4 separate regions of the Mus musculus genome follow, and all the other regions are linked to region 2. Evidence: chromatin loops called from intact Hi-C (ENCODE). Cell type or tissue: heart. All regions are shown on one strand.

Region 1 (8,000 bases), 510 kb before region 2:
ATACCAATCTTGACTGGGCTGAGATCAAATCTTGAAAAAGTTTAATTGGTATTTCCTTTTTTGTTTTTTTGTTTTTTGTTTGTTTGTTTTTTTCAAGTCAGGGTTTCTCTGTGTAGCCCCAGCTGTCCTGGAACTCACTCTGTAGACCAGGCTGGCCTCAAACTCAGAAATCCACCTGCCTCTGCCTCCCAAGTGCTGGAATTAAAGGTGTGTGCCACCACGCCCCGCTAATTGGTATTTCCTTAATGACTAAGGCTGTTAAGCACTATTTCAAATATTTATTGACCATGCATGTTTCTTTGGGAACTATATATTAGTACATTTATTGATTAGGTGATGTTTTATTGTTTAATTTTTTTGGATTCTTTATTACTAATGATCTGTATGATATACACTTGGCAGATATTTTTCTCGAATTTTCTAAGCTGTGCTATCTCTTTGCTCTGTTATTTTCTTTGATGTGCAGAAACTTAAAGAATGTCATGCAATCCATTTGTCGAGTCTCAGGATTATTTCTTGTGCTGTTGGAGTGGAGTCCATACCGGAAAGGTTTTGACTGGACGGTTGAATGTCCGGTTTTAAAGAGGATTGCTCCCTTATTTCTCCTTACTTGCATTTCCGTGGGCTTGGCTGGCTCTGCTAGTTTGCAGTGGCCCAGTGAAAGTGAGGAGCCTGACTATGCCACTGGCTAGGGACACAAAAGAGTAACAGTCGAATGCCTGCCCTCAGGGAGCCGGCAATCTGAGGAAAGAAACAGCTCACCCAAGCAGCAAAATAAATAAATAAATAAATAAATAAAATAAAAAAGCCAGCTATCTCTGGCTTCAGTAAGTAATCTGAGGAAAGAAACAGCTCACCCAAGCAGCAAAATAAATAAATAAATAAATAAATAAATAAAATAAAAAAGCCAGCTATCTCTGGCTTCAGTAAGTATGTTAGTTGTATATGGGTTTGATGGCAGATGTGTTCTCAAGCCTGAAGAAAAACTTGCTGGAGCTCTTTTGAGAGGCAAGGAAGAATAAAGGTACCTAGGAAGAAGGAAAAGGCAGAGGGAGACTGAGAAGCTTATTCGTAATGCCCATCACAGACAGCTCTTAGAGGAGAATGGCTGGGGGGTGGGGGGTAATTGCCTTTTCTCATGTTAAGACTTCTTCCAGTGAGCAGTAAAATATAATCAGGAACCTTGGATTGTAATCTAAGACTGGAAACTTCACTGGGATGGATAGCCAGGGTGATTAATTCCTGGGTTTCTGCAAGCTTTATTATTTTCTCATGTCTAATTAGGTGAACATTCCAGACTGGATTGTTGAACTTCGCCACAACTTGACCCACAAGAAAATGCCCCATATAAATGAGTGCCGCAGAGGTGAGTGCTGTGGGTGTGTTAAGCTCATGGGCCCGGGCTGGGTGGCATTTGGGGAAGAGGAACAAAGAGGAGGATTATACTTGGTGTCAGCACCAGGTGAAATATAGTATAGACTGTTTTTGGTTACAGTATAAGGCTTGGCTTTCACAAGCTTACTGATCATAATGTGTAGCCTTTTCATAGTGAAAAAAGTCCATGTGGAAAGTATGAAAAAATGAAATCAGGATTAGTATTACCTTGTTTAATATGGCTTGGCAGTGTACTATTCTGGTTCGTTTTTAAACCTCAGAGTTATTTTTATTGATGTACGTGAGTGTGTGTTTGCTATTTGTATATGGATGCTGAAGGCCCGGAGAGGTTGCTGGGTCACCTGAAGCTAGGGTTACCCGCAGATGTGAGCCACCTGCTCTGGGCATTGGGATCTAACCCTGAGTTCTCTGCAGGTCCAGCAAATGCTCTTTGCTGCTGAGCTGTCTCTGTAGCCTCTGTTATGGTCCTCTTTGCTGTTTTAATTATAGGGTATTGCTTTCCTCTTCAGTCTGCCTCTGTAGGTAGTATAGTAGTCTGAAGGGGTGAGTTGAGAGGTATGAACCAGAGTGTCATGAACTCAGGCATTCTTTTTATGCTCATTTCATCTCGATTAAAAATCCCTGATTTAGGCTCTTCCCTTGTAATCAGGAAACTGAGATCTAGAAAAGGGAAAGACTTGGTTAAGGCTGTGTAAGTGGCTGGTATACCTAGGTTTCAGTTCTCCCATTTACCACCCCTTGCTTTATTTGACACCCATGTCTCAAGCCAGGATTATATCCGCACTCCCTCAACCCCCAGGAAAGATACCAGTGAGCAGGAGAATACAAGAGAGGATATATGCAAATATATGAGATTTGAGCCTTAGAGCCACGTCTCTTCCTTAGACTTTTCCTTTATGCATACAGTATGAGAATAGAGGCTAAGAGAACTGGGGACCTGTTAATTACTTGTCCATAATTGGTCCTATGGCATATCTCTTGAATCCACCCCTGCCTCTTCTAGGTTGCTACTTTGTCCTCAACTGGCTCCAGAAGACATACTGGAGCCGTCAACTGGAAGGCAGCCTGAAAGAAACCTGGGAGTTGGATGAGGACCAGCTAGATGCAGAAGATCCTGAAGAAGAGGAACGTGAAATTATTGCCGATGATGTACTTGAAGAGATACCAGAGCCTCAGGATGATGACAAAGATGAAGAGTTGGCTGTCGAGGATGATGCAAATACTAAAGGCAATGAGGAGGTGGCTTCTCATCCAGAACCATCTTCAAGACACAAGGAGTTGTATGGTAGGTATTTGTGGGGCAAAGAGGGGCGCATGTGCCGCGAGCACGGAAGCTTGAGGTCAGTACTGCCTTTTGTCCTTGATAATTTATTTTCTGTATGCTGTGGTGGAGTTCCAGCATTAAAAAAAAGAAAAAAAAGGGGCTGGTGAGATGGCTCAGTGGGTAAGAGCACCCGACTGCTCTTCCGAAGGTCCAGAGTTCAAATCCCAGCAACCACATGGTGGCTCACAACCATCTGTAATGAGATCTGATGCCCTCTTCTGGTGTGTCTGAAGACAGCTACAGTGTACTTACATATAATAATAAATAAATCTTTAAAAAAAAAATCACTGTCACAAACTATCTTACGGGGAGAGTTTCCATGGTGAATGGATATTGTATTTGCCTCACCATCTTTTTTGAGTTATATGAAGTAAATAGGGAAGGAATCTGATTGTTGTTCAATTGTTGAAGCAATTCTAGTTGTCAGCTTATAGCTCAAGGTACAGGAAGCTCAGATGCCCAGAGAGAATGAGAGGCTAGGCTTCCTTCATTGTTTTTCATTCTGGTTTCAGAGAAAGCGCGAGAATTGCTGGTATCCTATGAAGAGGAACAGTTTAAGGTTAGTATCCTTGGTGCGATATGCTGTCACCTGTCCTAGCCATTTCTTCCCTCTTGCCAGCTGCCTGAAAGAGACGTCTTGAGAAAGAGTTTGAAAGTGGCAAAACATGAGGGAAGTTCTCAGAGAATTTGGAAGAAAAGTGGCAAAGCATAAAGGTACTTCTTGGAGAGGGTGGGACCTAGGAAGGAGACCAGCAGAGTCTAGTCAGATGATCCTGTGAACTGATGGAAGAGAGCAAGCAGATAATGAAGTTCATGGACTTCATTTGCTCGGATGTAGAGAACTGGGAATGGGGTATAGCTGTATAGCCCTGTGATTCTCAAGATGACCAGCAGGTGGGGTGTAAGAGTCCCTAATCAGATGAGACTTAAGATGTACGTTTTGTAGAAAGCCTTGGAAACTATTTAGGTTCTTTTCTCCCTTTTGCACTGACAGATTGAAACCTTGGATGACGAAAGGGACAGATTCAGGGTTATATACATAGTTTATGGCAGAACTAGGATGGGAACCTGGGTCTCAACAATTCTCCTTGCTCCTGCAACTCATTTCTCCTATTTTCTCCTTAACCCTTTGGCCCAAAGATCTCTGCTCATCTCAAACCAAATGTTTCCAATTGGCACCTGAGCATCAGAACTTCTGATGTTTGGGAGCCACAGAGGATTTGGAGTGGGGAGAGCGGGAGAAGGAGACAATCTAGTTCTTTTTACTTGTTGGGCTTATAAAGGAGTTGTGGGCTCACCATGCATGCTTTGTCCTGTTCCCTTAAGGACAGTGCTGAGGTCCTATGAGAAGGGATCCTTGAGGGGTTTGGGGTAGGGTCCTTGGCAGAGTCAGACTTCTGATTGGACTCTTTTTGCTGTCAGGTGCTGGAGAAACACAGGCATTTGCTTCAGGCTATTAAAGTGTGGAATAATCTTTCCCCACGTGTACAATGTATCCTAGAAGAACTCAAGAGCATTTCATGGGAGAACAGGTTTGTAACTTGGTAACTCAGGGTTGCCTATTCTCTACAGTAGAGGGTAATAGCCTCATTGAAATTGGGTGTCAAGACAAGACATAGTTGGTGATGTAGATCTGTAATCTTAGCTACTTTAAAGGTTGAGTAGACAGATTGCAAATTTACAGCCTGGGCTACAGAATGAGTTCAAAGCCAGTCTGGGCAGCTTAGTGAGATCCTGTCTCAAAAATAATAGTTGAGGGGGAAAAAGAAAACTGGCTGGGATCATGCTTGCCTAGCATGTACATTGCCCTGAGTTCAATTCCTAGTAGCAGAAAGAGAGCCGTTGTCATGTTGTAGCTAACTGATTTCTCTTGTAGGAAATCCTAGAGTTAATCCTCCTCCCCTAAGCGGTGATTATGTCTTCTGTATGATCTGCCTCCAACCCTGCCAGCTACCAGGTTGCCTATTGAGAGTTACTGAATAACCAGCTATAAATGCCTGTAGTCATGCAGTCCCTGGCAACTTTTTCCCTCTGTCACATGGAATGTGACAGACTTGACAAATAGAAAAATGCTTTTTGATATATAACACTTCCCCACCTGGTCTGTTTTTTTCAAACAGCTTTTGGAAGATGTCAGCATCTTTTGGGTAATCCTGGCCAGGCAGATAGAGGACAGGTCTTCTTGGGGCATGGCTGCTGGAAGCTAGGCTAGGTTCCCTCCTCTCATTATGGCTGTGTGTTGCCCTGCCCACAGTGTTCAGTTCAAGCAGAGTAGGCAAGACTTGCTGCTTTTGTGTATTCTGCCTAAGTTCAGTTTGAAAGGTCTTTGGAGAACTTGCTGCCAATAAGCTGTGGAAGAAGGCTTGGGGGTGGAATGGTCAGTGGTAGAGCAGTGGCCTAGTACGCACAAGGCCTTATTTTGACTCACAGTGCCAAAAAGAAGATAAAAGAAAAAACTATGGAGGCAATGCTGGCCCTACAGTAAAGGAAAGTTAAAAGAAATCTAAGATACAGAGTTGCAAAGAATCTATACTAGATCTGATATAAGTGAGTTTGGATGAAAGCTTGCCATGTAAGCTGGGACTCCTCTTGTTTTCTTGTCTTTATTCCCAGAAGACTAGTCTCAAAGGTAATGGTGCTGGGTTTTTTTGTTTGTTTGTTTGTTTTGTTTTTGAGACAGGTTTTCCCTGTGTAGCTGTGGCTGTTGTAGACTAGGCTGTCTTGGAACTCAAATATCAATTTACCTGCTTCTGCCTCCGCAGTGCTTGGATTAAATATCTATACTCCACGATGCTTAGCTCCAAAGACATTTCATTAGAGTTTACCCATGCTAGACTTGTTAGCTATACCCTTCAGCAAAAGTTGGAGGGACAGCTTCCCCAGCAGCTGGGAAAAATTACTTCTGTGCGTAGTAACTGCCTTTGCTTGCTGAGCAGGCAGCTGGTAGGTTACTTTACGTTTTAGGAGTTTTATCTGAGGAGATGAGGGATGAGTGTAAGGACAGTTGTTTTCTCATCTTGCTCTGCTGGATAGATAGAAGGAGCTGACCAACTGTGTTGTCATCCCGCTAGATACTGGGACATCTTGAAAGCTTGACTCCTGCTAGACCTAGTCAGCTAGGAGAGGCTCTTAGCAAGCCAGGAGCTGGAGACTTCGCTCTTGCTGCTTTAGGTTTGAGCTAGCTGAAGTTGAGAAGTCTCCCCTGTTGCTGATGTTTCCGACCCCTCTGACTTTGATTTGGGTTATCTGTGAGGAAGCCTGAGTCATCTCCAGACAAGCAGTTGCATACCTAGTAGTTTGACCTCTAGGATCGAAAAGAAGGAGGTAACCAGTGTGAAGGCTAGAGAAACGGACAGGAGAAACAAAAACAGTGCAGGAACTGAGGTCTAAAAGCACTTGGCCATCTCAGGCGTTTCATTTCTTCTGTCAGTCTAGGACTTTTATGCTGTGATTTGAGCTGTTTAGTCACCTCTGCTCTCATTTCTGGGACTTAGATCACCACATGCTTCATACATGAGTGTTTAAAGCCTACTGACTCCAGACTCTGACTCAGTCCCTGTCCCAGGAACCTGAAGCCTAATAGCTTTGTCTTCTGATTACTCTCTACCACTGGCACTTTGGCCATTTGAACCAGAGCTATTAGCTGTTCTTGAAGTGTTGCAGGAATAGGTGTCTTTTTGTCGGTTTCATTCTAGTGTGCCTTTTCGTTTTCCTTCTTGGTACTGGGAATTAGACTCTGGCCCTTATGCACAATATGTTAAGTCTTGTACCACTGAGGTACTGCCATATTCCAGACCCTTAAGTCATTTCAACTTTAAACAACCAGTGAGGCAGTCCAGCCTATTTGGAAAGGTCACCTTTTTTTTTTTAAAGACTCATTTTTCTATATTACCCAGGGTGGTTCTGAATTTAATAATGCTCTCGCCTCAGTCTCTGAGTGTCCTGAGTAGCTGGGACTAGACTATAGGCATGTGCAACCATGCCTCTCTAAACTAACTGTTTATTTGCCTTAGGGATGCTGTGCTGGATGCTTTTCTAGATGATGGTTTCCTCATTCCTACGTTTGAGCAGTTGGCAGCTTTGCAGATAGAGTATGAAGGTAGGGTCCTGGGTGTTCACTGAAACCCTAGGGTTCTGTGTTTCTTATGTGCGAACTCCAGAAGTAGGCTGGAGTGTGGGGTGGGGTGGGGCTGAAATGTCAGCCCTTTTGGCTGAACAGAATAGGTAATCCTGCTGATGTGTCCTGGGACTTTTCTAGGTGGCGTTGAATCTGTTAAGGTGGGTTGGAATGGGTAGGTGGGGTTTCTTAACACTGTTGTTGTGCCTTGTCAAATATGATTTAGCCACTAGCTAGAGAGCTAGAACAGCAGCATTGGAGGGGCCTTGAGAGGTCATCTAGTCCAACATCCTCATGTTACAGATGGTCAAACTGAGGTCCAGAAAGGGGAAGTTACTGAACCAAATTCACACAGTGAGTTATTGACGAAGCTGAAGTCAGAAAGAGTTCTTTCTTTTATACTTGGTTTTGTATCAGTTGTTGTTTGCCAGATACTAACTGGTTTCTCTTTCCCGCTCTTCTGCTCTCCTGCTCTCCTGCTCTCCTTCCCTCTTGTTCTGCAATGGCAATTCTTGTTGTTTGAACTTGGGCGTGTCTGTTCTCTCTCTTTGGTGTGCAATTTTTTTCTTTTCTTCTGCCTACCCCTCTTGCTGGCTTGTTTTGGTGCTCTCTCATTCTCTTGATCTTGGTCCCATTGCCCTTCCCATCCATCATCAACTGGTATCCGTCACAAACCAGAAAACATCGACTTGAATGAAGTGTTGGTGCCAAAGCCCTTCTCTCAGTTCTGGCAGCCCCTGCTCAGGGGCCTGCACTCCCAGACCTTCACGCAGGCCCTGCTAGAGAGGATGTTCTCCGAGTTGTCTACCGTGGGGAGCACTGGGATCCGGCCTACCTACATCCTTAGATGGACCGTTGAACTGATCGTGGCCAACACCAAGACTGGTGAGGAAAACTAGCCCTAGTCCCGGGGGCCAGGCATCCCAAGGAGAAGCATCTGCCAGTGTCCTCAGCTCAGCCTTTTAAAAGTTTACAGTTGCCAAAGAGTGCTGCGGGAATTAGAAAAATCTCCCTTTTCCTTTTTCTTCTCAATGCCACAGAAAGGAGGCACTCTGGATGCTTTGAGTAGTTAGAAATGACAGCGTGGGAATTTGGGGAGATGAAGAGAGATGGAGCCTAATCCCTTTTGAGGTTGAAGAATGGGTGAAGGACCCACATGCTTCT
Region 2 (8,000 bases):
TGGGTGGGTATGGGGGACTTTTGGTATAGCATTGGAAATGTAAATGAGCTAAATAACTAATTAAAAAAAAAAGTGTGTACCACCACTGCCCGGCAATGTATGCCTTTTTATAGGTGAGTTGTGTCCATTAGTATTGAGAGATATCAAAGAGAGATGACTGTTGGTTCCTGATATGTTTATTTTTGTAGGTGGTTTTATGAGCTTGTGGCTCTCTACTTTTGACTTTGTTGTGATAAGCTTAATATCTTGCCCTTTCTTTGATGCAGGTATCTTCCTTGTGTTGGAGTCTTCCCTCCAGGATCCCTTGTAGGGCTGGGTTGGTAGATAGATACTGTTAGAATTTGTTCCCCCCCCCCCTGGAATATTTTGGTTTCTCCATCTATGTTGATTGAGAGTTTTGCTGGGTATAGTAGCCCCATCTGGCATTTGTGTTTGCTTAGTGTCTGCATGACCTCTGGCCAGGCTCTTCTGGCTTTCATAGTCTCTGTTGAGAAGTCTGGTGTAATTATGATAAGTCTAACTTTGTATTTTACTTGGCCTTTTCCCCTTGCAGTTTTTAATATTCTTTCTATGCTCTGTGCTTTTAGTGTTTTGATAATTATGTGACAAGAAGATTTTCTTTTCTGGTCCCATTTATTTGGTGTTCTCTAGGCTTCTTGTACCTTTATGTCTATCTCTTTCTTTACATTGGAAAAGTTTTCTTCTGTGATTTTGTTGAAGACATTTTCTGGTCCTTTGGGCTGGAAATCTTTGTTCTCCTCTATTCTGATTATCCTTAGATTTGGTCTTTTCATTGTATCCTAAATTTCTTGGATGCTTTGGGTTAGGAGTTTCTTATGTTTTGAATTTTCTTTGACAGTTGTGTCAATCTCTTCTACCTTATCGTCTACACCTGAGATTCTCTCTTCTATCTCTTATATTCTGTTAGTAATACTTACACCTATAATTCCAGACCTCTTTCCTAGGTTTTCCATTTCCAGAAAACTTCCACTTTTAGGTCCTGGATAGGTTTATTCAATTCCTTCACCTGTTTACCTGTATTTTCCTGTATTTCTTTCAGTGAGTTATTGATAATCCTCCTTAAAGGACTCTATTATCTTTATGAGATAGGATTTTAGGGCAGATTCCTGATTTTCAGGTGTCTTTGTCTATTCAGGGCTTGCTGTGGTGGAAAACTGGGTTCTGATGATGCCCACATATGTTGGCTTCAATGCTTATGGCCTTGTGCTTGCCTTTCACCATCTGGATATGCCTGGTGTTTGTTGATCTGGATGACTGTCTGGAGTCTGCCTCTTTTGTCCCTGGGTTGCTTCAGGTCTCCTGTTAGGCTTGCAGCCCTGGCTGTATCAGACCACCTGTGGGGTCTTCCAACTGGGGGGCTCTTCCCAGGGGCAGAGAAGCTGCTGCTCTGTTGTGCTGACTGCAGTAGATCTCCTGGGAGGCCTTCAGCCGGTTGGGTCTTCAGTGAAGCAGTTAAGGTGTTATCCAACTGGGCTGAGTGCAGCTGATCCTTAACTGCTCTGAGTGCAGTGGATCCTCAACTGCTCTGAGGGCAAAGGGTCCTCAAATGATCAACTGCTCTGAGTGCAGTGGGTCCTCTAGGGTGTATCACGATATAGAGTCTTCACGGGAGCAGACCAACTAGGAGTCTGTCCCAGCAGCAAGGACAAGGCAGAAGAGGTGGAAGGGACAGAAGGAAGGTGAGTGGTATTCGGGAGGGTGGGGGCTTTGGTAGATGATGGGGCCCAAGTCCACCAGGCTCCCAGAAGCAGCTCTGGGACTGGGGGAGGGGGCATTGAGGGGGGTTTCTTACCAACTGCTCTGAGTGCAGTGGTTGCTCTAGGATGGATTGAAATATGGAGTCTTCACAGGAGCAGACTCGCTCAGGGCTTTTTCAAGGCCACAATCTGGTTGTTTTGCACATGTTCTCACATCCAGGATTGTCTTGTCTTTTGTTTCCCTGGACTCCATATTTTCAAACTATCTTTTCCAAATAATAATCTTGGTCTAATTAAAAAAAAAACAAAGCAAGAATCTGTTTGAAATGTGAGCAAGTTTCAAATGACAGAGACACAGGTTAGCAGAGTATGATAGAGTATGAATAGGAAATACGGCATGTCCAGCCTAACAAATGAGAATTGGGGTTTTGCAAAGCTGGAAAGCAGAGATCCAAGGAAATGTTATAGTCCGGCCATTCAAAGCAGGCTGGGGGAATGATTTCTACAGCAAAGCTATACTGAGTTAGCAGCAGGTTGCCATTCAATGTTTACTGAGATCCAGGCCTAGGACTCTGATTCTGATTCATATTGCAAATTTTTGGTGAAGATATCTAGAATCTCATTGAAGGTCATGAAATATTATAGAAAGGATTGAGTTGAACTGATCAAGTTTCTTACCTCTTTGGGAAAATCGAATAATTGGCTCCGATGGGAGACCAGGTTGGCCAAGGTCTCATAGCAAGTCTGAGGCAGAAAGAAGAGTAGATAGATGCCAGCCCTTAACAGCCACAACAATTCCTTAGCTTCACACAGGCAGTGGCAGCAGTCCACGTCTCACTAGTTCAGCTTCTGTGTATTTACAAGGTAGACAAGATCCAACAGGGCAACAGGTGACTATTCATTGGGGGTTGGAGGTGGGGACTGCCATTGTTTTCTAATCCTTCTCTGATCCTCACCCTCAATTCACTTCTCCCTCCCCTTTTAGACATTGAAGGAGTTTTCAAGCTGGGATTTCTGTACATTCCAGAGCTGGTTATACAACCGGATTCTTTGTTGCTCCAGCTCACCTGGCACTGGCAGTTACTAATGCCACTTAATGTCTTTAGGCTAGTTAGAGGCCTAAGCTCAGCTGGCCCGTTGCCACATTCCAGACACAGTAGCCTGTAAGGCTGGTCTGACAGGCCTCCTCAGTGTTCCTCAGTATGACCTCTGGTTAGGGCTCACACAAAACTTCTTTCCCTATCTAGAAAAGGGATCTGCACAGACCAGACTCACAATTGATGAAGTGTGCTCTGGAGATCTTTGTTTGTTTAATTTTGCTTTTGTTTTTGGAGACAGGGTTTCTCTGTATAGCCCTGGCTGTCCTGGAACTCACATTGTAGACCAGACTAGCCTCAGACTCAGAAATCCGCATGCCTCTGCCTCCCGAGTGCTGGGATTAAAGGCATGTGCCACCACTGCCCGCCTGGAGATCTTGAGAATCATTCCATGTTCGTTGGAAGGTATGGAATTTAGGTGAGAGGCCAACTATTGAAATAGTATACTCTAAAAACAGTTATTTTCCTAGGGAAGAAAAGTGAAAGGTACCCTGAAAGGTAAGTATAGGTCTATATTCCAAATATGTCCCAGTTACTGGCAGTCTAAGTAACGGAGGTGAAGTGCCTTTTCCCAGGCAGCACTGATGGTAGTTGACCTCAATCTTGCCTTCCCTAAGAGCCTGGGGCAAGCAAGGAAAGTGCAGGGCTAAGGAGCCAGGTGGTGTGGGGGTGGGAGGACCAAGAGGCAGGTCACTTTCCTGACAGGTGATTTCCTCTCTGGGAAGACCAGCCACCTGGCCCTGCTGCCACTCTTAATAATTAGCCAACCATGGTGCTAAAGGTTTCTGCAGGCCCCACAATCTCTGGCTCCTTCCTTTTCTCCCCCACTTCTCACAGCTAGTCTCGAACTGAGTGGAGAAACTCTTTGGTAGCAACCTGGGAGCAGTAGCGCAAAAGCACCAAGTTAAGGAATGAGGAATGTATGCAAAATCGAAACCGAGTTCCAAGAGTCTGGCAAGTCCCATTTGGGCGGGACTAGCTCCGGGAGTAGGGTGTGTAGCCACGCTGAAACCCGCCCCGCGTGGGAGCGGAAGTAGGGAGTCCCTGCAAGGGGTTCGACAACCTCTCCGCCCCCCTGCCAATACCACGCCCGATTTATTTGCATTTAAAGAGAGAAGCACCAAGGAAAACAGTGGGCGGGCGAGGGCATGCCTTCCAGCCGTCATGATTGGACTGTATGCCTGCCAATCATATCACGGACGTCCCACCCTATAACTGTGGAGTCCGGGGTGAAGGGGGTATGGGGGAGCTGCCCAGAGCCTGGAGAAGGGTAGTCGGCGCAGAAGACTGCTGTAGTCCCGGTGAAGGCTGCGGCAGGAGCAGTGGTGGCGTTCTCAGCAGAGGCTCCAGCTCAAATCGGAGCAGCGCAGCAGACAATAAACAGCGCTGGGAGCTGGACCTGGCAGGGTAAGCATTGCACACAGCTAAGAGCCATCCTGCTGAAGGTCTAGTGCATCCCCGCGTGCTCCGCTCTGGTCTCCTGGACTAGGGTTTCCAGAGCCTGGCTGATCGGAGTCCCAGCCTCTTGCTGGTCTTTCTTTGAACTCGCTTTGCGTACTGTCCAGCGAAGGGCCCAGCGGCCGTTAGTCTTTAGGGTCCGGGCGACCGTGGCTGGGGGGTGGGGTGGGAGGGCCGGAAGGCGGGCGGACTATCCTGGGCTACGCCTCTAGGTTGTAATGGGAGGCTGGGATGGGCCCACACGTGCTGTTGCGTGGTTCCGGGAAGGGCGCCGCTAGCCAGCACCCGGAGAACGCATTTGCAGGCCGGGAACTCCTTATCTTTGTTTGTAGTATATTTTCTGGAACAGCTGTTAGGCCGGTGCTGCTCACCCGCGAGGCCTTGCTGTGGCCCCTCCCCTCTGCGGTGCATCTCCTATGTCTCTCCTCTGCAGAGGAAGCTGGCGCGCTCGCTTATGGCCAGACTGAGACTGGCTTTAGGGTGGATTAAGATATCCACAGTCTGTTCCTCCTCAAGGGAGCACAGTTGGGTTTCTGAACTTCCCACTTATCCTGGAACCTTGGTCCTATGGTCCCAACCAGCCGCACCCCCTCCTGGGCCTCCAGTCTGTCGTTTGGCTCCCACCCCCATTGCAGGCGGGCTGGACCAGGAGCTCTTACTGGCCCTTGGGTTAGAGCTGCAAGGCCGCTTTGTTGCCGCCCCCACCCCCTACGCGCCTCTTTTCCCTTGTAGGGCATAGGGCGCGTTTTTTTTTCTTTTTCTCTCCAGCCTTTGGTTTAAAATAGCAATAGGCACAATATTGTGGGGGGATTTCCCTGCTAGAGGCGGAGGGGGCCGTCGTTGTAGTAAAGAACACACAGTATATATAAGGCAGACAAATCCTACAACTTCTCAGTTACTTAAAATACCCAGCCTGCCAGACTGCTGTCATTGTCTGCTGCAGACACCTCTGACACTGGTGACCGCCCAAAGGCGTGATTTCTCCTGAGCTCCCCTTTGAGGGGCTAAGCTTGCCAGATGAGCCATGGGAGGCAAAGGCGGCAGCGGGACTAATACAGCAGGACCATCCTCCCTGTCGCTGGACTCGCCTTGAGAGAAGTGTAGACAGCCCTGTTCGCATATGTCTTCTGCGTCTCTGGCTGGCCTGCCTCAGCAACACTGGTATGGACTGGTCTCCGGGCACTGCATTGTTGGACTTTCTGTCCTACCATTGGAGATTCCAACAAAGCCCATTCCTTCGAGTGCCCTACTCTGTGCACCACTCTGGACTATTAAGGCATTCCTGAAGAATAAGAGAGGGGATTTGACTAAGGGACTGTGCAGGCTGGACAGCTTTATAGTGGGGCATTGAGACCCAGTAAATAAATCTCTTACTTTGTAACGTTAACATGGGATATCTATCTATCTATCTATCTATCTATCTATCTATCTATCTATCTATAGATATAGCTATATAGACACACACACATACACCCAAGCTAGGATTGGGGATACCACATTATTTTCACCCCTACCTAATTGACCAGACCTCAACACATCTTTGCAGCTGGTCTTTTATTTCCAGCATCTGACTCTGCCCTGCTTTGACTTCAGTCCAGCACCTTTCCCACACTCAAACACTCTCATCCTACACTTGTCCAAGTCCCTCCCTTTCAGGCCTCAGTTCTCAACCAACTTTCTCTTTGGGGCATTTCAGGCTGCTTCTAGATGAGCAGACCTCTTGGAACTCCTGTACAGTTAAGTTTCACTGACTCTGCTTTGTTTCCCTTATATAGGTATTTAGGTTCTCTCAGAACCCTCATAGGGGTAAATAAAGCCTAGGCCTCAGCTACAACCCTCTAGGATCCTAGATTTATAAAGCAATTAATGAGTGAATGTTCCAGAAGGACTTTCTGTCTTTGTAGAACTTTAGAAAAGACCTTTATCCTCCCAACTTGTGTTTGCCTTAATCCATGAAACATAAAGTAAACGTGCCTAAGGCTCAGATATGGATATAATATACCTAGTGTGGGTGGAAAGAGGGATTGGGTTGCTACTACATTCAAAAAGAAAGTCATAATTAGTTCCCTCTATTATCAGGGTCTGGACTGCTCAAACCCTGGAGCTCTGCATACTTTTGGTTGCTGATTCATGAGCCTACAGGCAAAGTGCCATGGAGAGATCTCTCTCTCTGCATTTAGAAAGCAGCTGGGAAGTACAGGAGTTTGGTAGAGAAAGAATAGACAGAATGAGAAATGAAAGGGAGTGCCTGGCAGGCAGGGTGAGTGGTGGAGGTGGCATAACTCAGAGGTGCAAAAGAGTTTAGGACCCAGTGGTGGGAACTGCCAAACATCAAGCCTTGAAATGGTGATCTAATCTTTTTAGGCGAAGATCTTTAGATCATTGAACAAAGGCTGGTCAGGGTCAGGGGTTGGGGGTGGTGGATGCACCTTCGAACCAGCGATAAGAATGGAAGGGTGTTTGATTGTTTGGGGGTATTTGTATTGGGGTAATTTGGGGTTTTGTTATTATTTTGAAACAGGATTTCACTAGGTAGTCCCAGCTGTTCTGGAATTTGCTTTGTAAGCCAGTGCCTTTGAATTCATCGATATTTGCCTGTGTTGAATGCTAGGATTAAAGGGGTGTACCACCACCAGCCCAATAATAGAGTTTTTGAAAGGGTTTTTAAATGGGGTCTTAGAGATTGAAAGCATCCTACAAGTTAGGTAGGTAACAGGTTACCTCTAAAGTTCTAAGTAGAGGTGTGGGGAGGGGCATGCTATCACAAGAGGGAAATTTCACACTGTAAGATTCCTTTTGGCATTTCATAGGTTGGGGAGGAGCACCTGGGCCTAAATACTTATTTGCTAAAAGCTAGAGAAATATCCTTCAGGCCTCTTTTTACCCCCCACATCTCTCAGCTACACAGGTTTTTGTGTGGACTAGCAGTTAAGCCCCCTATGGTCATAGATGTGGCCTAGAAAGCAAGCAAGACACAGCAATTTGAGGAGATACAGCCTATTGCTCTTTTGTGGTAGTCCTTTATGTTGTGCCCAAGGTCTCCAGGAAGCACCACTCAGTCAGTGCACATTTGATGAACTACTACTCCCTCCTCCCACTAGCCTAGTCCTTAAAAGTGAAAGCTGCCTGGGTTTATGTGGCAGTTGCATTCTGGGAACACTTTTTTTTTTCCTCTCAGTCAAGAGATTAAGGCTTGCAGCCTGCTGGGGGCTGGAAGTATCTGGAGAAGGGAAGTATTTGGGAAAAGTTGGCACCTCAAGAACTGTAATATTTGCACTCAGTGTATGGAAGAAATACCCCTGCTTCACTAGTCCAAAGAAATAAGGAAAACAGCAGCAGGCTTATCTTCTCATGAGTTTACTTGTAGAACCTTTGCTGTCTAGGGGTCCTGATCAGCTTTGTTTTCTCTGCCTGTTAAATAATTTAAAGGCAGGAAAAATCTTGAACATGCAGCTAGCAGTGGGAAAATTCTGGAACACAGCACAGAGGAGCAAACAGCAACACAGTGCTTGTAAAGAAATGCTTGTATGACATGTATGAAACATACACAGAGATACACACAGCAAGCATGCACAGGGGAAGACCCATCACAAGATAGAGGGGTACTCAGGGAGCCAGAGCTCAGAGGCTCCTTAGGGGCTTCGTTTTATTTATTTGGCTTTTCTTTTTGTTGTTGTTGTTGTTGTTGTTGTGTTTTGGTTTTTTTTTTTGTTTTTTTTTTTTTCTT
Region 3 (8,000 bases), 420 kb after region 2:
AATCCCCAAGACAAGACAGGAAACCAGCTGGGCAAACTCCAATCTCTGCATCTCCATGTCTGATGTCAAAGCTCTCTTTAGATCTCCAACTCCTTTTTCATCTTTGTTGACTGCAACAAACAACTTCCTTCTGGGCTCCACTCCCTGTTAGCAGCTTTCCTCAGCATATAGCCCACGGCTCTGACATCTGGAATATCTTGGGGTCTCCAAGGCAACTTCAATGTTACAGCTTCTTGTTTCAATGTCTGGCATCTACACATGATCTTCTGGGCTCTTCCAAAGGGCTGACATCACTTCTCTGGTTCTGCCCTCTTTAGCATTCTAAGCTCAGGTTGATCCACTCCACTGATGCTTCTGTTCTTGGTGATCATCCCACGGTACTGGCATCTCCAATATGCTGGGGTCTTCCGCTGCATCTAGGTTTCACCAATAGCCTCTCATAGGCTCTCTCTTCGTGCCAAGCCTCAACTCCTTTACATGGAGCCTTCAGTCCTGAGCTGTTAACTACAACTGAGGCTGCACCTTCGCCAATATCCTTTCATGGCCTATCACTGTGCCAAGACTCAGCTGCTCTTCATGACCTTCATACCACCTGGGTGACTATTAAACATTACCAAGTACAGCTGCAGCAGGAGGTACAACCTTGACTATCTCTGGAACACAGCTTCTTTGTGCTCTCAGAAAACACTTCCCAGTACCAACTTCTGTCTTAGTTAGGGTTTTACTGCTGTGAAGACACCATGACCAAGGCAACTCTTATAAAGAACTTACTTATAAAGAGCTTACAGCTTCAGAGGTTCAGTCCATTATCATCAAGGTGAGAACATAGCAGACATGGTACAGGCAGAGTTGAGAGTTCTACATCTTCATCTGAGGGTCTTAAAGCCCATGCCCACAGTGACACACCTACTCCAACAAGGCCACACCCACTCCAACAGGGCCACACATTCTAATAGTGCTACTCCCTGGACCTAGTGTATACAAACCATCACAGCACCCATACATGATAATTAACACAAAGACCCACAACTGGACAATGTGCAGAAAATGAGAGATTTTAGTGTACTCTGTCCTAAGTGGCATGCCTTTATCAAACACTCTCCTCAAGGCTCAGGGGTCTATGAGGAAGATGTGGAAGAAAGACTGTAGCAACCAGAGATGGTAGATGATTTCAAAGAGATTGTGTCTTTAAGGTACAACAGGACTGATAGATGTATAGACTCACAGAACTATGATAGCACAAACAAGACCTGCTCAGGTTCAGACCTTGCAAAGTCTCAGCATTTAGAAGGAGAGATGGACATTAAATCCCATCCCTAACCAAGGAGTTACTTGCAATTGGTATCTGCTGAGAAATGGAAAATCAGTTTTCTCCAATAGAGTGTCACTGGGTATATAAATCATACTTCAAGACAGGCCAACATAAAAGAGACTCCATGTTTTTGTGTATGCTTTTTTTGTCTTATTGTTTTTGTTTGTTTGTTTTGATTTGTTTTTTTTTAGAGAGAGCATAATGTTGGGTTGGGGAAATATGATCCAATTATTCTATATTTAAAAAAAATGAATGGAACCACAACTTCAACTTTTGGATTTCAGGGAGGAAAACAAAAATAAAGACGAGTTCAATTAATCAATTCATATATGAAAAGGAGAGTTGTATTAGTTACTTTTTCTGCCTTAGACTATTTAGGATAAATGAGGAGCCATTGAAGGAATATTAAGAACAAACAGTGTGGGTTAACTGAAGTTCTCTGGGGGAAAAGCCACACATACGTTGAACTTTGTACATGGTTGATTAACTGACTCAGTTATGAGTATAATGGAGGAGTTCAGCTGTCGCAGTTCCAGAGTCACATTATCTTAAACTATCTTCACCCTCACCCCACCCAAAATGGTCATGTATTGTTCAACTCTGTGAGTGACCTAACCATTCTTCCGGCTATTAGGTAAGTTCTTTTGGAATGTGTGCACAGATCCTCGGCTTTCACTGGCCCAAAGGCAGGGAATGCTGTCAGATAGTATCTGAAGCCTACTGCAGAAGTTTCTCCGGTTTGCTATAACACGCCTACCCAAGGCTTCCCCTGATGCCTTTTAAAAGTTTCCTGATTTATAGTTCTCTTTGTTTTGCTGCTATAAAAATTTCATGAGGCCAGTTGGGTAAGAGGCTTATCTTACAAAGGAACTTGTGGCATAAACCTGTGGACTTGGGTTCAATCCATTGAATTCAAGTAAATGTGGAAGGAAAGAAGTTACTACACAATGTTATCTTCTGATTTCCACTTTTCCACTTCTGCCCCCTTCCAACATAGACACTTCATGCACACACAGGTTAATAATAAACAGCAGCGACAACACCAACAAAATTCCATGAAACTGTTACCACATTGGAACATAGAACTTGGGGTAACCTAAAGTTGTGGACCTTGGTCTTGGTCACTTATATTTGATTCTAGAATAAACCATCTTTTATTTTGAGATGAGAGCTGTGTTCTTTATGTTCACATATGGAACCATTAAAAATTGTGTTTCCAGCCTGGCATGGTGGCGCATGGTTTTAATCCCAGTACTTGGGAGGCAGAGAAGGGGGGGGGGGCATATCTCTGAGTTCGAGGCCAGCCTGGTATGTAGAGTGAGTTCCAGGACAGTCAGGGCTACCCAGGGAAACCCTGTCTCAAAAAACTGAAAAACAAATCATGTTTCCAGCATATTTAATCATGACAGAAACTACTCGTGATATAAGTGACAAAGTAAGCAAAAAAGGTATAGAAATATAAAAGTTGCTCTCAAATGCATAAGGTTATAGAAAGATATATTAATAAGAAATCAGCTTAATAAACATTTTGATGTTTGCCTGGTTTGTATGGCTAAAGTTAGTTTTGTTTTGCTTTGCTTTTTATTTCACTCAGTTTTAGAAAAGCAAATACCAGCATATTTTCCTTCCACTTAGAAAAACATACTAAAAATCGTTAGGACGAATGATCAGGTAGAAAATATAAAGGAGAGTTTAAGTTAACATGGTGGACTGTGCACGACTTTTCCCCAATCCCGCTTCAAATTTCTTAAAAAAGAAAGAAATTGTAGATTTGTTTATACAATTTCTCCCACCCCACGTATTTTTTTTTCTTTCTTTTTCACTTTTCTTTTCTTTTTCTGCTTGTGAGGAATTCCTGGAAGATAGAAAGCAGATGGAGCCTCAGTGAAGTATGCAGTTGGGCAGCAGACAGCCTGCAGGGGAGGAGGGGTGTTGTACTGTCTGGTTCTGGTGGGAATGAACCGGCTGGGGGGCCACGGGAGTAAAGGAGAGAGCCTGTGTCAGTGTGGCTGCCCCAGGAGCGGAAGGCAGGACGGAAGCGGGAGGGGTGGAGGAAAGGAGAGGGCGGGCTCAGAGGAGGAGGATTCCCTAAGCAACAAAAATCCCGGTTTCGCAGATTGGCCAAGCTGACAAGCGCTGCCAAGACCAGGCCGCGCAAAGCGCAAACTGCTGGGAGACGTGCTACTGCCTGCACTTTCGTGGCCGCGAAACATCCCTGTTATCTCCGGTCCAGGTTAACAGTCCACTTCTTCTCTGTTGCCGTTCTGCGACCGCAGCAGCGTTGACAACAGCTAAGTGGCGGATTCTGGCTGGGACGTGGGCTTGGGAGTCCGGGAAGGCGCCAGGGGCGGACAGAACGAACCCGGGAGCCCGCCATCTCTCTGGAGCCATCACTATTGCAGTCACCCCTCCCTGAAGGAGGAAAAAAGCACTAGTGAGCGGCACTCTCTGTCTCAGTTCCCAGTCAGTTAGCTCTTTTCTGACAAAATCTGAAAAGAGGACTGATACAGTCTCTCGGATCGCGAAAAATATCTGCCGTTGGACACTGCTGACTGTTAGTCAGCTTGTTAAGCAAAGAGCAGCTTTACTTTGGCCACCGAAGCCTCGAGCCATGTCTCCTCCGACTGTGCCTCCTACTGGGGTGGATGGTGTGTCCGCGTACCTGATGAAGAAAAGGCACACTCACAAGAAGCAGCGCCGTAAGCCCACTTTCCTCACTCATAGGAACATCGTGGGCTGCCGCATTCAACACGGCTGGAAAGAAGGCAATGAGCCCGTGGAGCAATGGAAAGGTACTGTGCTCGAGCAGGTCTCCGTGAAGCCCACTCTGTATATCATCAAATATGATGGCAAAGACAGTGTGTACGGACTGGAACTGCACAGAGATAAGAGAGTTTTAGCGCTGGAGATTCTTCCTGAGAGAGTTCCTTCTCCTCGCATTGACTCTCGCCTGGCCGATTCCCTGGTTGGGAAGGCAGTGGGACATGTGTTCGAAGGTGAGCATGGCAAGAAAGATGAGTGGAAGGGTATGGTGTTGGCGCGAGCCCCCATCATGGATACTTGGTTTTACATCACCTACGAGAAAGATCCGGTCCTCTATATGTACACCCTGCTGGACGACTACAAAGATGGTGACCTGCGTATCATTCCAGATTCCAACTACTACTTCCCTGCAGCTGAACAGGAGCCTGGGGAGGTGCTCGACAGCCTTGTGGGCAAGCAGGTGGAACACGCCAAAGACGACGGGTCCAAGAGAACTGGGATCTTTATTCATCAGGTGGTAGCCAAGCCATCTGTCTACTTCATTAAGTTTGATGATGATATTCACATTTATGTCTATGGCTTGGTGAAAACCCCGTAAGTTTATAGACCTCTTTGCGAAACGTGTGGAACTATCAGAGGATAAATATTTTATGTTCTCAAAATTAAGTTTTTCTGAGGTCAATTTTGAGGTCAAAAGTTCTGGACAGTGGCTAAATCTTATTGTGCCTCCATATCTTATATTGACTGTTTTCCAGTTCTGACTCAAGTATATGTTGGTACTTTTGTTCTTTGTTTTATAATTGAAATTTTAAATTGGCTGCTAAGAAAAAAAGAGAAGTGTTTGGATTCACCGAAACAACTCAAAAGTAGATAAACTGTGCAACGTGGCTTCTGCTCCCTTCCCCCTCTTTCTAATTCTTCCCCTTAGTTTGAGAATTTGGCATTTTTCTTGGGATGTTTTCCCTGCTCTCAAGCAGAAACTTCAATGTAACTTTTGTAAAACTGACTTCCATATGATATGGTTTTTGATAAATGGCACAGTCAGTCTCTGTCCGTCACTCTCATACTTCCTCTCACCAGTGTTCACAGTCCATACAGATGTGCCAAAAAGTATCCATTCTGGTATTGGTGGGCATTTATTTCCTTTTTTACTCATAATGATGTTTTATTGTATTAAGGTGCTCTTATTTCTATAGAAGTGTTATGTAGGTGTATATTTAGTTTTAAGAACTATTGCAAGGTTGCCATCCACTGGTCTTTGATGTTTGCAACGCTGACAGGTAGAACGTTCCATGGGTTCCTGATTATTTGATGTTTACCTGACTCAATGAGACTTATTTTTTTCTACTTGGGATATTTCTCTTTTTTTGTTTTGCTAATTCCTATTCTTTGTTTCTTGTCTATATATACATATATATATTCAGTTGATATTTTCCATGTAAAGTTATAGGAATTTCTACAATGAAAGTACATTTAATCTTTTTTATTTCATGTGTTAATGAACTTTATATTGTTATTAATCTTTATTGTTCACTTTACAATTTTAAAAACTTAATTTTATAATTTTTAAATGTTTATGTCTTTTATAAATTTTTAGTTTCCTATCTTCTTCAGACAGGTGTCCCTAACCTAGGTCATACCAATATTCACTTGGTTTTTCTTTTATAATCTTTATTATATTTAAATTTTTATCTACCTGAAATTCATTTTTGCATATGCTAATACATAGGGACTCAACTCTAAATATTTTGCATTACATATTCTACTGTAGAAATTACTTTTTAAAAAATCACTCTTTTTCAAATTTCTGAGTGAAAGTTAATTTTAAACATAATACCAGACCATGAGTTTCAGAAACTGGAATAACAAATTCCCTTTCAATAGTTGTTTTTCTTTCTTATTATAATTTATCCTCAACATTCATCCTTTCAAGAGAAAAAAAAACAATGCATTTTATTGATATTTTGAAAGGGTCTGATACTTATCAGAATTGCATCAATTTTCTGTATTCTTATATACAAGAATAAAATTAATAGTGATATTCTTACCACACAAGAGATTTGGTAGATCATTGAAATATTTTTATCTTGTTTTCATAACATTTTTTCATATAGGTCATTCATATCAAATGGAATTTATTTTTGCAGTTATCAAATTTTGTAATAAGTTGAATATTTTTCCATCTTATAAGTAACTTTTTATTTTTATCAATAAAGCAAATCTACAGATTTTATATTTTTATCTTTTATCCAATGAGTTTATTTAATCCTATATGTTACATTGGATGTTAAATTAGAAACTTGGATTTTCTTGATATATACAATCATTTTGTATGTAAATACAGATAATTTTATTTCTTCTAATGCTTATACTTATTAGTATAACATTAGCTGGATTTTCCAGAGCAGTGTTATGTGATGATGATGGCAGACATGCCTTTTTCTATTTCTAATTTTTATGAGAATGACTTTATTGTTTCATGTGTGACTTTGTTGTTGATTGTTGGTAAGTAGTTATTCATGTTTAGAAATTCCTTCTGTTCTTGTTTTTATATAGTATTACTATTAGAAATGTCTCCTTGATTTTATCAATGTCTTTTCAATATCCATTATTAAACATATAGTTTTTTTAATTTGTTGATGCATGATTTATTAGAAAGCTAGGTACTTAGTATTACAACAAACCTTTATTTCTGGAATAAATCCTACTTGGTTATGGTAAAATAGCCATTTATTATTTTGTCGTATTTTATTTACCAATAATGCACTTATACTTGATTTGCATTCCAAAGTAAAATTACAGTTTTAGATTACTCTTTGTATTTTTAATTGAATTAACAGACAACAGGTTGTGTCTTTTTTTCATAAGCTGTCTCTATGAAGCTTTGTCATTAAAATTCTATTAGCTTAAAAAATGACTGAGTAAAATAGCACTAGAAGTTTTTTTTTTTTTAAGTTACCTGAGACTAAGCTATAAAACATTGAAATCCTGGGAATGAATTTTATTAGGTATCTTTAATGCATTCCCTGATATTTTCTCAGTGGCAATTGGCTTTTTCAGACTTTTTGTTACTACAGAATATATATTTTTCTGTCATTTACAGAATATATATTCTCTGTCAATTACACACGAAGTTGAAAGCTGCTTATATTATAAAATTTGCTGATTATTTTTATGTGCTGTATGTCATTATGTATTAGCCCAGTTCAGAAAATGTAATAAATTCATCAGCTATAATGGTAGTATAATTATCTTTGTATTCTTTTATTTACTAGAAAAATGAGGAAAAAATTAAAAAAAATGAAAGATGTGAAAACATTTGTTTACCTCCCCTCCAAATTAGCAGATATCTATACTTTGACATGTTTACTTTAAATGCAGATTTATATTGCAATTGGTCAGTATTAATGGCTAATAAATTCATTTGCAACTACCACACCACCTCTTCTGCAGAGGCGAACACTGTCATGAATTTGGTGCTCATGTTTTATATATTTACTAAAAATAAATTATGTACAAATAAAACTATAACCAATAATAGTAGTGACTTTTGTGTTTTCTAATAATGTTCACATGAATGGCCAACTTTATTTTTATTTTTATTTTTTATGTATTTTTATTGGTTATTTTATTTATTTACATTTCTAATGTAATCACCTTCCCGGTATCAGTTTCCCCTGCACAAACCCACTATCCCACCCTCCTCCCCCCACTTCTATGAGGGTCCTCCCACACACACCCACCCACTCTCACTTCACCACCCTCCTATTCCCCTACACAGGGGGCATCAAGCCTACACCAGGCCAAGGGCCTTCCCTCCCATTGATGCCAGATAAAGCCATCCTCTGCTGCATATGAGGCTGGAGCCATGAGTCCCTCCAAGTGTACTCTTTGGTTGGTGGTTTAGTCCCTGGGAGCTCTGCGG
Region 4 (8,000 bases), 210 kb before region 2:
TGTATCTGAAGACACTATTTATGCCACTGAAGCTGGAGAAATCAAGGTGGTGCTCAACTAGAAGCTTCCTCTCTACTGTCTAGTGTACATGGTGCTCAAAGATACTATGCACACTACCAGATAAGAAATATAATGATCAGTATTACCCAGCTGCAAAACTTGTGACTCATAATAACAACATGGCTGTAAGGTATACTTATATAATAATTTTATAAATATTATGGTATTAACCAACCACTTTTCTACTGGATTTAAGGACCACTCCATGGATTAGAACCCATACATGAGACTGCTAATATGTTTAAGAACCCGAGATTTGATAGTTCATGGGCCCTAGTTTGAAAACATACTGCTATTATTTTGCTAAAGAAACATAGCAATAAACTGACTCTTAATTGCTATGGCCATCAATACTCCACTCAGTCGTTTTTAGAGAAGGTTCCTCTTGTAGTAGACTGAATTAACACAGAGACCTCTACAACTGGATAATGTAAAGAAAGTGAGACATTTTGGAGCACTCAGTCCTAAGTCAGATGTCTTCATCAAGAGCCTCTCTTCAAGAATGTAAGAGCCAGAGGTGATAGATGACTGCAAGAAAATACCATCTTCCAAATAGAACATGAATTGATGTACATTTAAACTCACAGAGACTACATGCATAAGACCTAAAGAAGTTCAAGTCAGAAAAATTTCCTAGCACAGAGAAAGGGACAAAGGCACGAAATTCCTTTCCTCAGAAGCTATATTCAATTGATAACTACAGGGAGAAAGAAAAAAATCAGTTTTCTCCAATGGTGTGACATAGAGTATATCAATCACATCCCATGTTTAACAGTTGTCAGCCAACACAAAACAAGTTACCATATTTTCTGGATTCCTTTGTTTGCTTTAGTTTGGTATTCTTTTTTCCTTTTTGACTTTTGCTTGCTTTGATTTTTTTTTTCTGAAAGAAAAAGAAAGAACATTGAATTTGGGTGGATATTGAGGCGGTAAGCATCTTGGAGGAGTTGAAAGAGGGGATAGAATGTGATTAAAATATATTGTAGGAAAAAATTTAAAGCCAATTGTTAGAGCACCGTCTATAAATGAAGCCATGCCAGGAGAATTCTCAGAGACTGTGAGATAACTGCAAGGAAACAAGATAAACGTCTTAAAACCTCTTGTTTTTCCATAACATGATTTGGTTTTCTAACATGCTTTCGTGCCTCTCCCAGGTGTAGTAAATAGTGGGGTTTGCTTCAGATTATCCATCATCTTACTTTTGTCATTCAAAAATGTTTCCAAGGACAGGTTGGTCTTGTGACTGTATACAGCCTAAACTCCGGTGAACCTTACTTATGACTTGCTTAACCCCCAGAATATAAATCGCCGATGCCCTGAATAAAGTTGGCTATTGCATGAGACTTTACCTCATTTTTAGGCCCCACTCTCCCAGGTTTATGTCAACATTTTTAAAAGGATGGATACATTTATATTAAAACCTTAAAGACTAGGCCCCCTATGTACTTCTTTGGAAGAGCACTTGTCTATTATACAGAAATACTGAGTTCCATTCCTAGCATGGCAAAATTGTCAAACAAATTGGGCAAAAATAGAAACAGTTCTTCTAAGTTCATTCTTGAACTACTTCCATATATGTCCATCTACAACGACCACTTCTCCCCCAAATAATGCTACCTCATATTGAAAAGTACTTTATGTTCATCCAGGAACCTATTTGGATTTTATTTTCCACCTTTTTTATTCAAACTATTTTTATACAACATATGCTGAAGTTTCCACTCCCTCGATTCCTGCCTATCCTTCCCACCTATATTCACACTGTTCACTAGAAGAGTCACCCTGGCGTCTACTTGAAGTCCATCACCAACATAGAACTGATAATTACAGCACAATTAGCATCTGCTTACAGGCATTCTCCCTTAACACCTACAAACTTGAAACTTTCCCAGGAATCCCATTTATAGCTAACTGATACGTACTGAACACCTTGTGTGCCAAACTACAATGAATCTTATTACTTTATCAGACTATAGTTCCACCCAAGTGAAGTAGCCACTTCACTTATCTCACTTATGGAAAACTGAGAAAACAAATGGTTTCTTAACCTTTTGGTATGCTATCTGAGAGTCACCAAAATGGTTTTTATGGCTAATGCTAAAACAAATAATCGTGACTCTCTAAAGGAGTCTATGTGTATATTTGGGGAAATCTCATTTTCTTTGACTTTCCTTTAGAAAATCCCATATTCATATTCTCATGTGTGCTCTAGGTCTCTTCTTGAGGACCTTTCCTCCTTAATATCTGTCTTAGTCAATGTTCTATTGCTGTGAAGAAACATGACCATCCCAATTCTTATAAAGGAAAGCGTTCAATTGGGTCTTACTTACAGTTTCATGTTTCATTACCCACATGGCAGAAAGCATGGTGGCACGCAGGCAGATGGTGGCTGCAGAAGCAGCTGAGAGTTCTACATCTGGATTCACAGGAAGCAGAAAGAGCCTGGCTTGAGCTTAATGCCATTCCATAAGGACTGAGCATTCAAATACAAGAGCCTATGGTGGCCATTCCTATTCAAACCACCACAATATCTTTCACGAAATCTCTAATTCTGCTTCCTGAAATTCCTCTCTCTAGTAAATCTATGAATTGCAGTTTAGTAAAGTACCTCAAAGATTCGGGGCCCTCAACAGGCAGCTGAGAGGGACAATGTGGAGGTGAGTCTTGTTAACTTACCTCTCACACTCCTTTCTGAAGCCTGGCTTCCACGTGAATCTATCTTCTTTGAATAACTAATACCCTCTTACTAGCTTTCATTTTCTTTAACTCTAAACTTTGCTTTCACTGGCATCTTCTCATATCACCCCAATTTAATTGCTCCTGTGCTTTTAAATTATTTTACTTTAGAATTTAGAGATGTAGCTTAGTAGTGGAGTACATGCTAAGGATGTATAAGGTTCTGAGTAGAATTTCCAGCACCAAAAATTGATATATACTCTAAATATAATTGCACATTATTTGGCATACAGTAAGCACAAATGCATACTGAATAACTATGTGCCTATAGGATGAATTCCAAACTCTAATCTGACACTCCATGGTATTTCAAAATCTGGCTGCTAGGGAATGAGCTTCAGTTTTGTTTTGTTTTGGTTTTTTTTTTCAGGGATGCTGATTCCATAATACTGTCCATGCTCCAGTAGATGGCCCTACACCGGTGCATGCACGGGTAGCACCAAAAAATGGCTTAAAGGAAGAATGCATGAATTTAGGAGGGAGATAGTTCTGGAAGGGATAGGAGAGTAGCAACTTGGGAGTGAATTTGATGGAAATACACGGTATAACACATAAAATAGCCAAAGAAAACATTCTAAAATATTTTTAAAATGTGTCTACAATCTATCTTTTCTTGATACAGCTTCTACTTCTCTCTCTAATATACCACTTCAAGAACCCTATATTCCAGGCACTTTGAACCACTTGCCCTTTGCATTCTCCATGTAGGCCATTGCTTCCATGAAATCTCACTCTTCTCTGGAAAACTCTTAGTTTTAAAAACATATTAACACCTTCTATGTTCAGGTTTCACTGATTATCTCGGCGTTGTGACAGCTCTATTTACAATATACTTCACTCTCTCCTTCACAAAGGCTACGAACTTGCTTTTATTTTCTTTGCCTCTTCAGGGCCTCCCTCAGTAAACCTTTCATTGACTGGCAAAGTACAAGCACACTAATAGTTCAGTGGATGAGGAACCAGAAGGAAAGAGGTCCTTCCTCCAACTCGGTTTCCTGATTTTGAAGAGTCCCCTTTTTCTTGTTCAGCCCCGTCTCCGCCGCTCCCCCCGCCCCGGTTTTCAGTTCCAGTCTATTTACATTTCAATGTCAAAGCTACAAATCCCTAGGTAGCATCTAGAAAATTTGACATCTAGGAAGCTAAATCACCTACAGTTTCTCTCCAGCCCAAGGCATTCTGTAATAAATGATTTCTTAATTTGTTGACAGGGTGGGGTGGGGGTAGGCGTGAGGCCCGAGTCCGAGTCTTGTGATAAAAGGTATGTTTCTCATCTTCCTAGCTGCTTTCGAGAAAATTTTCTCCATTTTGCCGCACATTGGTAGGGCAAATATCTTCATTCCTTTGCTTATAATCTTTGACATAATTATCAGTGACATATTGATTTAAAGTGCCGCTACAGGAACTGGAACAGGAATGCTTTGCTTGGCCTTCTGGGAGTTGTAGTTCTAGAGGCACCCGGGTTGCCTGGCTGGCCCCGGAACTGTGGACTACAGCTCCCAGGCCTTCTCTAAGCCCTTACCACACAGGCTCAAAGCCACAAACCAGTAGGAGGTGGCTGTATTGTATCTATTGTATGCCTTGGCTGGTGCATTTTTTTTTTTAAACAATTCCCTGGACGTGAAATTGAGAGTGAAAAGCATGGCAGATGAACAAGAAATCATGTGCAAATTGGAAAGCATTAAAGAGATCAGGTAAGCGGGTCACTGCTTAATGCAGCATCCTTCCACTCTCCTCGATCACCCCTCCCTTCCCAGGCATCCCTGGGAGCAAGGAGTACTGCTTGTTGTTGGTTTGTTTTTGTTTTTGTTGTTGTTGTTTGGTGAAAACTATCTATTGTTGGGCTACTTGCAAAGGGAATCAGGAGCTGGAAGGGGGTCCATTCATCACAGACTTAATAGATGAGGTGAAGAATGAAGGGGCTTGGCTAAATTGAAATCAAGTCTAGAGGAGGTAGTTGGTGGAAGTGTGTGTGTGTGTGTGTGTGTGTGTGTGTGTGTGTGTGTGTTGTGTGTACCAGGAAGAAGGGAAGAAGTGGAGATGGCGATGTCTTCCCAGATGTAGCTGAGATAGAATAGAGGTAGAGGGATAAACCAGGACAACTAAATGTATTTTTTTTTTTAGTGTTCTTTTTGTTTAGAACAAGTCGCTTTTTGCTTCTTGCTTTATAACAGTTGAGAATGATTTTTCTGTCAGCCTCATGACCCAGAGCTTGAGAAAGCCTTTTGAAAGCCAAGTTTAACTGGCCAATTCATTCAGTTTGCAACTTTGCTGTGGCTGTAGTCTGAGGATGCTGATGAAGCTGGGGAGTGGGCTGTTCTTATTTGCCTGTAACTCTTTCACCACTTTTTTTTTTCCTATCCTGGGGTTGGAAGAAGGTTGTGAACTATGAGGATGTGAACAAGAGCTGGAGGTTTGGCAAACTGAGAATTGTCACACCTCCAATAGGTTACTCAGTGAGCAAGTTTTTGATACTGCAGTGTTATTCCCGCCAAGAAAACAATAATAATTCAAATGCTGACTATGTTGGCCTCCCCTGCTGTGCCTAACTCCCTGAATCTGTAGTGTTTTTCAGACATATGGAAAAAGAAAGAAAAAGGACATAGAGTGTATCTTTTGTTAAAAATTAGGCCATATAATTTAACCCTGACAAAATTGACAATAGATTTAACCTTTGTGGTATCTCTGCGGGATCTACACATGGTGATGGTAGTGAAGAATCTTGGTTTCTTCTTCCTTTTGGAGGGATTGTGTGTTTTTCCTTTTGCAAAGTAAGGAAATGATCATTTATTGAGCCCCTGTTATGCCAGCCCCTCCCCCATTTCAATCCATTTTTGCAAGTTCCCTGTGACCTTTGTCATAAGTGGAAAAATGGGGGTCTGGAGAATTTGAGTGAGTTCTTATATTCATGAAGCTTAACAATGCTACATTTTCACAGGAATTGAGTCTGCCTACAAAGGCTCTGTTCTTCTGTTTCCCACTGAAGGTCTGCTGCTGTCTTTTTCTACAAAGACATCAGGAGATAGGAAATGAGATTCTTTGGTGCAGAAGAATGCTAAGGATGAAACTAATGAAAAGCTTAGACCTTTGAATAGAGGGTCTCTAACTTCAGTCTTCTCTTCATGGACTTTAAAATAAGTTTATCTTATCCCCAGAAGTGGACTATTTGGGATCAAGGTCATTAATCCCCAGTGAAAATAGACCCTTTTCAGTGGAGAACAAGTCAGGAGCCATGACTTCTTTTCTCAACCAGGTTAGATAGTAGAAGGAGAGATTTAGAGAGAAGGCTGAAGTTCCACTCCAATAACATGAATTTCCACTCCAATAACACTTGGTTGTTAAGAAAGATCCAGTGTAAAAGCTAGATTTCTGCTGAGAGTATCACAAGGCCTACTAAGACAAAAGATTTAAGTAAGATCCAGAATATCCAACTTTTATTGAAAAATTTCACGCTGTACCAATAACTCTTCGTGAATGAAAAACTACATAGATATCAATATTGATAAATCACAGATTCAGAATAATATAACACGAGTTTTAAAATATACATCATGTAAGTGCCTCTGTAAACAACTGCAACACCCTGGGAGCATTTAAACATACAAAAACCACAATGCAGAGAAACTTCGGACTTTTAAACAGTGTTGGAAACGTTAAGGACTACAGAGACTTTTGGAGTTGGAGTAAATGACAATTTGTATTTTTCTTGTCACCAATCAAAGAGCCAGGTATTACAGTGTGTTGGTTTCAATGAGGAAGTTCCCAATAGGCTTGGGTATTTGATTCTTGGTTTCCAGTTAATGGTGCTATTTGGAGTGATAGTATAACACTGCTGGAGGAAGGGCTTTGCTGGAGTAGCAGGTTCGAGGACTGGGCATTACCAATTCTCTCTGCTTCCTGTTTGAGGTTGCTTCTTACCTTCCTGTCCTTGCTGCCTGCTGCCATCTCTCTCCTGCCATTATGGACTTTCCTTCTGAAACCATAAATCCAAATACATTCTTCCTTAAGTTAAAGAAAATTACAAACCACAGGAAATAGACAAGTACCAACAGCAATAAAAACAAAAGAAGATGCTAAAGGGCATCTTTAAAACAACCTTAAAAACTCAACAGATAGGTTCAACTGTAAGACAGAGAAGACGGAAAAAAAAAATGAGGCAGCTTAATCCTAAAGCAAGAGAAATCACGGTGAGGTTATTACTAAGTTTAAAAATTGTCCTTGGACAGGAGAAACAGGACCGGAGAAATAAATAGTTGGGAAAATGAGGACTAATATTGTTCCTTACTGAAGAAAAACAACTTCCAGATTCAAGAAGCTAATCAAACAGTAATAAGAGTCAACTAAATCTACTCCAACACACATTATAATCAGACTTCAGGAAAAGTAGGAACAAGAAAAAAATTCTTTTAAGGAAAGCAGCTGAGAAGTAGCAATCCCCTAATTATATATATGGGGGAAAAATAGAAAGGCAATTTCCTTAACAGAAAAAATACCAAGGACTTAGTAGAGAGTACAGCATGTTCAAGTGCTGAAGGAAAAGAGCTTCCAGAGTAGAATCCTATGTGCAGTAATATATTGTATTTCAAGATAGAAGACATTCTCAAGTGATGGAATTATCAGCAGGGGTAGTGCAGAAGGGTGACAAAAATATTTCAAGTAGAGAAATAAACAACTTTGCAACACCAGGAAGCACAGAAGTACCAAGCAAAAACATGATAGAAATGACTACTTTTTCTTCTGAATTTTCTTAACAATGTTTGGTGATCAAAGAAAATTTGTGTTTTTATATTTTCTTTTTTATTATCACATATTAATGTATAAAAAACTTCTAGTGACATTGCACATATGTATATAATGTACTTTGGTCATATGGACTGCTCTTACACTCGCTTGTTCCCTATTCTCTGGCCCTCTTCTTCCCCATCAGACCTCTTATAGGAAACTTTCTAACATAATTATAACATAATCTCAGTGTATGCACATGAATACTTATGATATGTTTTATATATATATGAATAAAAATAAAACAGATAATATATTTCACTAAAGTTAGTAGTATGTTAGGAGATACTGATTTTATATATATATATATATATATATATATATATATATATATATATATATATATATGGTGTTTCTCAATGCAAACACTAATAATATACAAGGAGATGTTCTTAAAAGTATAAAGAAATAAACACAAAATGAAA

The links. Hi-C counts contacts between places; a loop is a spot of excess contacts. Peaks named below come from ENCODE experiments on the same cell type or tissue, not always from the same donor. Only the 100,000 strongest peaks of a DNase experiment are listed, where the experiment ranks them.
Region 1: a loop joins it to region 2, with 4 times the contacts of the local background. A loop is called at or near these places in 4 of 42 quality-filtered maps.
Region 3: it touches region 2 in a loop (7-fold over the local background); 2 of 42 quality-filtered maps call a loop at or near these places.
Region 4: it touches region 2 in a loop (3-fold over the local background); 8 of 42 quality-filtered maps call a loop at or near these places.

Annotation. Positions count from the first base shown.
Region 1 is chrX:95,946,588-95,954,587 of GRCm38, reverse strand. It overlaps Las1l (LAS1-like (S. cerevisiae)), which reads left to right. Exons shown (of 13, transcript NM_152822.3): 4 at 1,285-1,366; 5 at 2,399-2,680; 6 at 3,232-3,278; 7 at 4,142-4,251; 8 at 6,733-6,818; 9 at 7,515-7,721. Among named protein-coding and RNA genes, the nearest start is that of Las1l, 6.4 kb to the left of the region's middle. In heart, a CTCF peak has its summit at 3,604; no DNase peak of the experiment used is centred here.
Region 2 is chrX:95,440,880-95,448,879 of GRCm38, reverse strand. Amer1 (APC membrane recruitment 1) reads left to right here and starts at 4,040. Exons shown (of 2, transcript NM_175179.4): 1 at 4,040-4,222. In heart, no CTCF peak of the experiment used is centred here; DNase peaks (open chromatin) are centred at 3,919, 4,559 and 5,279; H3K4me3 peaks cover 2,816 bases; H3K27ac peaks cover 2,271 bases.
Region 3 is chrX:95,022,118-95,030,117 of GRCm38, reverse strand. Spin4 (spindlin family, member 4) reads left to right here and starts at 3,436. Exons shown (of 1, transcript NM_178753.4): 1 at 3,436-7,611. The coding sequence starts at 3,924. The coding sequence ends at 4,673. In heart, no CTCF peak of the experiment used is centred here; a DNase peak (open chromatin) is centred at 3,367; H3K4me3 peaks cover 1,811 bases; H3K27ac peaks cover 1,629 bases.
Region 4 is chrX:95,654,739-95,662,738 of GRCm38, reverse strand. It overlaps Zc4h2 (zinc finger, C4H2 domain containing), which reads left to right and starts at 4,230. Exons shown (of 5, transcript NM_001003916.2): 1 at 4,230-4,487. The coding sequence starts at 4,435. In heart, no CTCF peak of the experiment used is centred here; a DNase peak (open chromatin) is centred at 4,268; H3K4me3 peaks cover 1,772 bases; H3K27ac peaks cover 1,275 bases.